Regions from separate parts of the Homo sapiens genome. Here region 2 is linked to region 1. The links are chromatin loops, found by intact Hi-C in ENCODE. Cell type or tissue: Caco-2. All regions are shown on one strand. Links, peaks and the distances in the headings refer to the core of each region. The heading gives the core; the rest is flanking DNA.

Region 1 (4,396 bases), core at 237-4,236:
TGTTATACTGTATTTTTTTAAATCTGTATTTTTTAATTTTTTTCCTGAGTATTTCAATCTGCAGTTGGTTTAATCTAAGGATGTAGAACTCTCAGATTCAGAGGCAACTATATAGTGCATGGACCAGGCTGGCAAACTTTCTATGTAGGGCCAGATAGTAAATGTTTTACACTTTGTGGGCTACATAATCTATCACATTCTTGTTTTATTTTTCAACCATTTAAAAATGAAAAAATATTTAGTTTGAGGGTAGTTAAAAATGGGGTGAGCCAGGTTTGGCCCAAGTTTGCCAATTCCTGGACCTGTCTGCTGAATCTTTAAAGCTTATGTAAAATCATGATTGCCACCATGGAATAGACTTTCAAAAAAAATCATGACTGTAGCCGGGCGCGGTGGCTCATGCCTGTAATCCCAGCACTTTGGGAGGCCGAGGAGGGTGGATCATGAGGTCAAGAGATCAAGGCCATCCTGGCCAACATGGTGAAACCCTGTCTCTACTAAAAATACAAAAATCCCCTGAAAATGGTGGTACGCACCTGTAATCCCAGCTGCTTGGGAGGCTGAAGCAGGAAAATCCCTTGAACCCGGGAGGCAGAGGTTGCAGTGAGCCAAGATTGCGCCTCTGCACTCCAGCCTGGAGACAGCGAGACTCCATCTCAAAAAAATAAATAAATAAATAAATAAAATTTAAAAATTTTTAAAAAAGACTAAATCCTGTGAAATAGTCGCTAAGAAATCTTTAAGCCATTTTTAAGCTTGAATCCTATGTAGAAAAATTACCAAATTGCCATTCTAAATTACAGTGCTGCAGATTACTACCCGAGGTGGCACAAGTTGTACTAGTACAAAAAGTCTTAGGAGGAAAAACCCTCTTTGTAGTTTCTTTACCTCTGAAGACTGATTCATTTTCTAACTGTGTAGATAATCTTCTATATTATTGATTTCTTTCAGCTGACCTCAAGAGAATTTGCAAGACAATAGTTGAGGCTGCAAGTGATGATGAGAGACGAAAAGCTTTTGCTCCCATTCAGGAAATGATGACTTTTGTGCAGTTTGCTAATGATGAATGTGATTATGGTATGGGGCTTGAGTTGGGAATGGACCTCTTTTGCTATGGCTCACATGTGAGTAAAAAAAAAAAAACCTCCACTTGCCACCCCCCACCACACCTCCCTCCTCTCCCCCTGACACATACACACATGAATACATGCACATTTATACCCCCAAATTCCAGCAGAGGTAAGATAGGGATTCAGCTTGTATTTCAAAATGAACTTTTTGAAGTGATTTTTTTTAAAAGCAGATGTCCTAAAAACCTGTGAAATTCATCTTACATTCTAGCAAAGGTGAATAGCCAAGATTATTTGCATTCAGGCTTATATTAAAGTGAATTTATGTATTAGACACATTATAGGGATATGCCTTCTTGCTGTGTGTATACATTTGGGGCTAAGTATGGGGGTGTGTGCATACACCTTAGGCTCCATTTCATTTCGACTGTGGTGGGGGTATTTGTTATTGTGCTTGAATTCTTAGATGAAAAATATACTTTAAATTATTTAACCTTTATAAGAGATGCTGTTTTACCATTAACTAATTGCTCATTAAATAAGAAAATTTTACTTAATAGCTAAACCAGTGCTTACTCAACCATAGCTGGCTGAAGGTCAAAGAGACTATAAGGTGTAGCCGGCATGACATGCTTATGGGGCTAAACTGGTTGTAAATCACATCTTCTCTAGTGTGTAGGATTGGGCAAGCTTTCCAACACCTTTGTTTCTGTTTCTTTACCTGTACAAGTGTATACCCATCCACAGATCATTTAATTCTCATTTAACCTACTCTGTAACCAAGTCACAGAGAGGCAAATCATCTTGCCTAGGTTCACACAAGTAGTCTGGTTCCAGAGTCAGTGCCTAAATCAGTGCAGTAATTCCCAAACTGTAAAATGCATGTGACTCACCTGCAGACATTGTTAAAGTGCACTCTATCGGTAGGTCCGGAATGCGATCTGAGACTGCATACCTGTCATGCTCCCAGGTGACGGTAATGCTGCTGCTCTACAGACGACACTGGGAGGAGCAAGACTAAACCAGTAGCTCTCCAGCTTTATCATGATCAGAGTCATCAGGAGGGCTTGTCCAAACATACACTGGCGCTCTCCCCACCCTCCCCAAGTTTGACTGAGTTACAGGGTGGGTCCTGAGAATTTGCATTTCCAACAAGTGAAGTTGATGCTCCTGCTCAGGGGTGTACATTTTGAGAACCCTGCTATAAACAATATTATACTACTTTTCTTTGCCCACCTCATAGATAGTTATCAGTAAAAATATTCAAAATGTTTAACAGCCACAATGACAGTCATTAACCAATCCGAGTAGTGCTTGACCTGCTAGAGAGGCCCTAGCCATAAATAAGTAGAGCCATAAGATGTGAACCAGTGAGTAGCAAACTTGATTGTTGTGAGAATGAAATAACATGTAAGAGTTATAAAAAGGTTTAGCACAGTACTTAACCACATGTTAAGGGCTAAATGTTTATTATGATCAACAAAAAGGTGGTATATGTAGATAACAGCAGTAATCTAAAATCTTTTGATAAACCTAAGGCAGTGACTCTTAACAGGGATTGGGAGGCAGTACCTGTTGGGGATGGGGGAGAGAAGGAATTTGAGGATAAAGGGAATATGGCCTGAAAACCCACTTTCGGCTTAGCTATTCTTACCTAATCAATGAAGGAAAATAAAACTTTTGACTGGGAATACACTGGAGAGAATAAAAAGCATTATGGGCATAGTTTGGGGTGAGAAAAAGTTGATTAAACTTAGGGGAATAAGGAAACTCAAATTTAACTTGATTTTCTTTATTTTCAAGGAATGCCTTTAGTCTTTTAGAGCAACAAGATTGCCTCTTTGAATGCCAGGTGCCTGTCCCTAAATTGTGTTCCCTAATCACTTGAGGGTATAGCTAAAATGATTTTGGAAGTAGCCTTTGTTAAACAAGTGCTTTGTTTATATATTTTTTGCTACTTATTAGGATATCTGCTATGTTATCTGCTTAATGTTATATTTTTATTTTTCAGTATTTTCATAAAGTTGCTGGCCAGCTTTTACCTCTTGCATATAATCTGTTGAAGAGGAATCTGTTTGCAGAAATTATGAAGGATCATCTGGCAAACAGAAGAAAAGAGAACATAGACCAATTTGCTGCATGAGTAAGGTGGTTTGTTTGGTGTATAATATTTCAAAGGACTAGTATTAAACTTGTAATTTTTGTTTTGTTTTTAAGGAATACAAAAAAATAAACATTTACTAAAAATGTTTATAAGGTTCTTCTGCCTGGTTTTCCTTCTTTAATGTGCAAGCAATTGGCAGTCAAATCATCTAAATGGTAACCCTAATCACATTTTGGAAGACAACTAAAGTCACCCTCTGATATGTCACAGGAAGCCACTGTCTAATTCCTGTGGCTAACTAGACCATCCTTACAGAGTCCTGTTTCGATATTTATCATATGGGCAACTAAGAATATTTCTTCTGAGTCTTGAGTTAATAGCTATAGCTTTAAGGATTGGGTTTATGGTGGGTGAGGGGGGGAACAGAAGGAAACTCATGACAATGATATCAGCACTCTTCCAGGGTGCCTGACCCCAACCTACCCAAACTGCATTTTGGGTAGTATCTCCAGGTGACTCCCAGCAAGTAGTCCAGTTATCCCATTAGGTATATTATTTTAAATCTTCTCTTGACTCTGTCATTTACTAATATAGCCTAGTATATTGATACATAGTATATAGCATTAGTGTAAGATAACAATCAGTATGCCATTAATTTAGATTTTAAAGTTTTTCATTGCAAATGATTTCACTGGATTTTTAGTATGAATCTGTGGATAGCTGTGTTTTACTAGATCCAGATTTTCCTTAAACCTGATGATATGCCCTTCACCTTAAAAGTAGAGGGCAGGGCCAGGCGCAGTGGCTCACGCCTGTAATCCCAGCACTTTGGGAGGCCAAGGTGGGCAGATCACCTGAGGTTTGGAGTTTGTGACCAGCCTGGCCAACATCGTGAAACCCCATCTCTACTAAATATGCAAAATTAGCTAAGCGTGGTGGCGCATGCCTATAATCCCAGCTACTTGGGAAGCTGAGGCAGGAGAATCGCCTGAACCCAGGAGGTAGAGGTTGCAGTGAGCCGAGATTGCGCCATTGCACTCCAGCCTGGGCAGCAAAAGCAAGAATCCATCTCAAAAAAAAAAAAGTAGAGGGCAGACCATGAAATGCAGAATAGCTAACTTCATGGATGGGGCTGAGGAGCGTATAAACTTTTTTCCCCTTTCTAAGAAGTTAAAGGTAGAAAAGCCCCCAAGTCATCTAGTTAAACCTCCACATTTTGTAA
Region 2 (4,396 bases), core at 189-4,188, 120 kb after region 1:
AAAAAATTAGAATTAACCTAAAAATTGTACAATAAATGAGATTTGAGTCAAAATACTCTCTAATAAACACTCTAATAAAATATGACATTTCCATTGAAAGGATGGCAAAATTAAGAATAGGGAGAGATTACAGTGATGAAAAACATTATTTTGTTGTGTAAATTAGAAACTATGTTTCTAATCCTGAAGATGTCTGGCCTTGGAGGTAGGTGAGTCCAACAGGAATTATTCATTTTCAGGTAAGATACCAACGCTTTAGGGAATACATTCTTCTATATAGAAGGTACAAATGAGAGAATACTAGAAAACCATCCTGAGAGAGGGTAAACAAGAGGATATTAGGCATTTGTTACTCCTGGGATGATACAAAGCTCACATGATAAATGCCACCTGAAGAGCACGAGAATGCAAAAGCATACACAGAACTGAGGATTCATGGAATGGCCCCAGAACGGACCTTGTCCCATTGCAACAAGCACTGAAATAAGACCAAAAGAGGAGTTTGGAAATGTTTTGAGTCACCAAATCATTATTAAAAGAAATGCCTGGTACCCCACAGAGATTTCTTTGAAGAGCACAGTGTCTATTTAGAAGTAGATATTTCTATTTGCTTGCTAAAATTCAGTCTCTTTTTTTTATATTACACTTGAAGATGATTTGAGGGAAAAGTAATATTTATTAAGGGTTGCATGATCCAAGGAAAATTTCCCACAAGTAAAATGCACACTGGTGACCCAAAGTTCTGGAAGGACACAAGAAAAGGAGTGCACTAATTTTCCAAGCAAGATGCCTTAGGAAGTGGCAACAAATAATTAAGATGTGAACTCGGGACCGGGCGCAGTGGCTCATGCCTGTAATCCCAGCACTTTGGGAGGCCGAGGCGGGCAGATCACCTGAGGCTGGGAATTCTAGACCAGCACGGCCAATATGGAGAAACCCCATGTCTACTAAAAATACAAAATTAGCTGGGTGTGGTGGCAGATGCCTGTAATCCTAGCTACTCAGGAGGCTGAGGCAGGAGAATCATTTGAACCTGGGAGGCAGAGGTTGCGGTGAGCCAATATCGCGCCATTGCACTCCATCCTGTGCAACAAGAGTGAAACTCCGACTTAAAAAAAAAAAAAGATGTGAACTCGGAGAAAGAGTAATCTCAAGTACAATAATGCCTGTGTCATCACTCCAGAAAATGTATTCCAGAAATGTCTGTATGCCAAATGTATCCATGTTATGTGCCAACTTCTCCATGTCAGAACACAGCCAATTCTCAAATATTTTTTTTAAAGGACAGAATTCTGAATAATATACCTAATTGTTCATATACCTTTGTTTTCAATTAGCAGTCTAGCCTTGGGTTTTTTGTTTTTTGGGTTTTTTTGTTTTTTAAATTCTCTCCTTCTCACTATTGTTAATGATAAAAACCCCATACAAGGCTGGGCATGATGGCTCAAGCCTGTAATCCCGGCACTTTGGGAGACCAAGGTAGGCGGATCACTTGAGGCCAGGAGTTCGAGACCAGCCTGGGCAAAATAGTGAAACCCCGTCTCTACTAAAAATACAAAAATTAGCCGAATGTGGTGGTGCACGCCTGTAATCCCCGGTACTCGGGAGGCTGAAGTGGGAGGATCGCTGAGCCTGGGAGGCAGAGGTTGCAGTGAGCTGAGATCACGCCACTACACTCTAGCCTGGGCAACAGAGTGAGACCCTGTCTCAAAACAACAACAACAATAACAAACTCCATACAAAAAGTTTACATTATTATCATCTTGTAAAAAGAAAAAACCACATACTCAAATTTTTTTTAAATCTTGATTTCTCCCAATTCTTTGAGGGGAAAAATACAAAGAGGAGCATTGCTTTGATATCTTCTGATCTTCTACACACAAGGTGGCTGGGAAACGGAGTCACTTAAATAACAGCTCAGACTGCTTTCCCTCACAAAACAGAATAATAGTAGGAACGTTTCTGTGCCTCCAAGAAAGCAAATGTTTCTAATTAGTGAATAAGCTCAGCAGCGGTAGCTGCTCTGGGTATCAGCGCCTCTCGTTAGGGGCTCTATCCTGTTGACAAGCTAAGCAACAAAATCGCCTGAATTCTGTTTGTGAAGGTTGCCACCTACTGAAGAACATGCAGTACTACAGCTGGCTTCACGGGGAAAGAATGCTAGGGGAGTAAGGAAAAAGCAGTTGGTAATCCTGGGAGCACGAGGAGTTTCCACGCCAAAGAATTCAGAAAGGGGGTATGAACCGACCTGGCAGGGCACAGCTACGGGTACGGGAGGGGTGAGTCTGGAAGGCTTTGTGTAGAGCAGGTACTTAACTGTGCCTTAAGGAGTCTTAGGGTTTGGCAAAGGAGTGAGGGTTTTATACAAAGTGGAAGCATTTGGGGCTCAGACACCGCAGAGAGAAAAGCCACCATAATGACAGGGTCCAGAAAGCAGATGTCACTGGCTGTAGAAGATCGTCTGCAATGGAACTTACGGGAAATGCGATTAGATACTGAGGGCCTTCGATTGATGAATTAGGACTTCTATTAAGGCCTCGGTAAACGACCCTTAATTCAGAACCAACGGAATAGGGAAACAGCTCAGTTAGAAATTACTGCATGGATTGCACACCTTTTTTTTTTTTTTTTTTTTTTTTTTGACAGGGTCTCGCACTGTCGCCCAGGCTGGAGTCTGCAGTGCAGCGGCAGGATCTCGGCTCACTGCAACCTCCGCCTCCGCCTCCCGGGTTCAAGCCATTCTCCTGCCTCAGCCACCCGAATAGCTGGGATTACAGGAGCCCGCCACCACGCCCAGCTAATTTTTGTATTTTTAGTAGAGACGGGGTTTCACCGTGTTGGCCAGGCTGGTCTTGAACTCCCGACCTCGTGATTCGCCTGCCTCGGCCTCCCGAAGTGCTGGGATTACAGGCATGAGCCACCGCGCCCGGACTGCACACCTCTTGACTCTTTGGAAATTGCCTCAAAGGAAACTTCAGAGTAAAGATTGAGATGAGAACTTTACAGGTAACCTGCACCCTGGGCAACCACCCTCCTCCCAGCACTCAGAGCTACAGCAGCCATGGCTACCCCAAGATCTGTCAGTATTGGAGCCCCAACCCTGCCCCCCAGGACACCAAAGCCTACAAAGTACCTCAGTACTTCACTGCTTAACAAGTAGAACATCAACTGTGATACTAAGCAGCATTGATTAATGATAAAGATGACCCTTGGTTGGTAAATTGCATCTGGACTAACCAACTCCATTTTGCTTCTAACCACCAAGCTGTCCTTGTTCATTCCTGGGCATAGGCTGAATTAACTTTGAGAGGAACCTGTTTATAGTTTATAGTTTAAAACAAAGATGATAACAGGCTTTTCCCAGGGAAAATCTCCTTCTTGCCTGGGGACTAGACCGCCTTCGCAGGACTAAGAAATTAGCCACAAGATTAGAAATTTCGGTTTAGGAGTCATGCAGCTGGAGGCTACAAGATTCTGACACTACCTAAGCTGCTCCTAAGAGCAGTGCTTGAGATGTTTTGCAGACCCAGCACTTGAAGGATCAGGTGACACCACCTGGACCAATAAACTGGCTCATCTGATCTTGTGCCTCCCACCCAGGAACTGACTCAGCACAAGAAGACAGCTCGACTCCCTATGATTTCACCTCTGACCTGACCAATCAGCACTCCCGGCTCACTGGCTTGCCCCCCAACCACCAAGTTGTCCTTACAAACTCTGATCCCCAAATGCCTGGGGAGACTGATTTGAGTAATAATAAAAGTCCAGTCTCCCGCACCACCGTCTCTGTGTGAGTTACTCTTTCTCTATTGCAATTCCCCTGTCTTGATAAATCGGCCCTGTCTAGGCAGCTGGCAAGGTGAACCCACTGAGCAGTTACACTATTAAGTTGTTAAAAAAAGTGTTTAGCCACTGTGAAGTTTGAGGCCTCCAAGCCATGTGCCTGCCTAATGTGTTTTGCCTCTCCTTGTACCACATCTGTACTGGCACAAGAACTCACACTGAAAAGGAATGCCTGATGCTGCCCTGTAGATGCACTGTGGTTCCTGTCTGACACCTTCCACGGCAGCCTGGGCCAAATGCATCCTCTGATAGTCTTGAGTCTCAGTGTTTAATTGATTCTAACAAGTCCCCCTTATAGGCATTGCAGATACATAAACACACATTTATCTATCTTTACAAAAAGTGAATCATCCCATAAAGTCTGATTTGGAGTCACTTTTACCACTTAAAATATCATCGCCATTTTTCTGCTGTTAAATATTCTATATTATTTATAATAATTGCATAATATCTATTATGAACATATAATTTACTAAACCTGGTATTGAACATGAAGACTGTTTTTTTTCCTTTTTTTGTTTTTTTTTTAAATTTCAAACCACACTTTAAGAAA

What was found. Hi-C counts contacts between places; a loop is a spot of excess contacts. Peaks named below come from ENCODE experiments on the same cell type or tissue, not always from the same donor. Only the 100,000 strongest peaks of a DNase experiment are listed, where the experiment ranks them.
Region 2: a loop joins it to region 1, with 9 times the contacts of the local background. A loop is called at or near these places in 1 of 110 quality-filtered maps.

Annotation. Positions count from the first base shown.
Region 1 is chr9:15,016,404-15,020,799 of GRCh38, forward strand. It overlaps the pseudogene LOC389705. Among named protein-coding and RNA genes, the nearest start is that of FREM1, 110 kb to the left of the region's middle. In Caco-2, for the core only: no CTCF peak of the experiment used is centred there; a DNase peak (open chromatin) is centred at 2,068.
Region 2 is chr9:15,133,243-15,137,638 of GRCh38, forward strand. No RefSeq gene overlaps it. Among named protein-coding and RNA genes, the nearest start is that of TTC39B, 170 kb to the right of the region's middle. In Caco-2, for the core only: a CTCF peak has its summit at 2,121 (motif pointing left); a DNase peak (open chromatin) is centred at 2,109; H3K4me3 peaks cover 256 bases.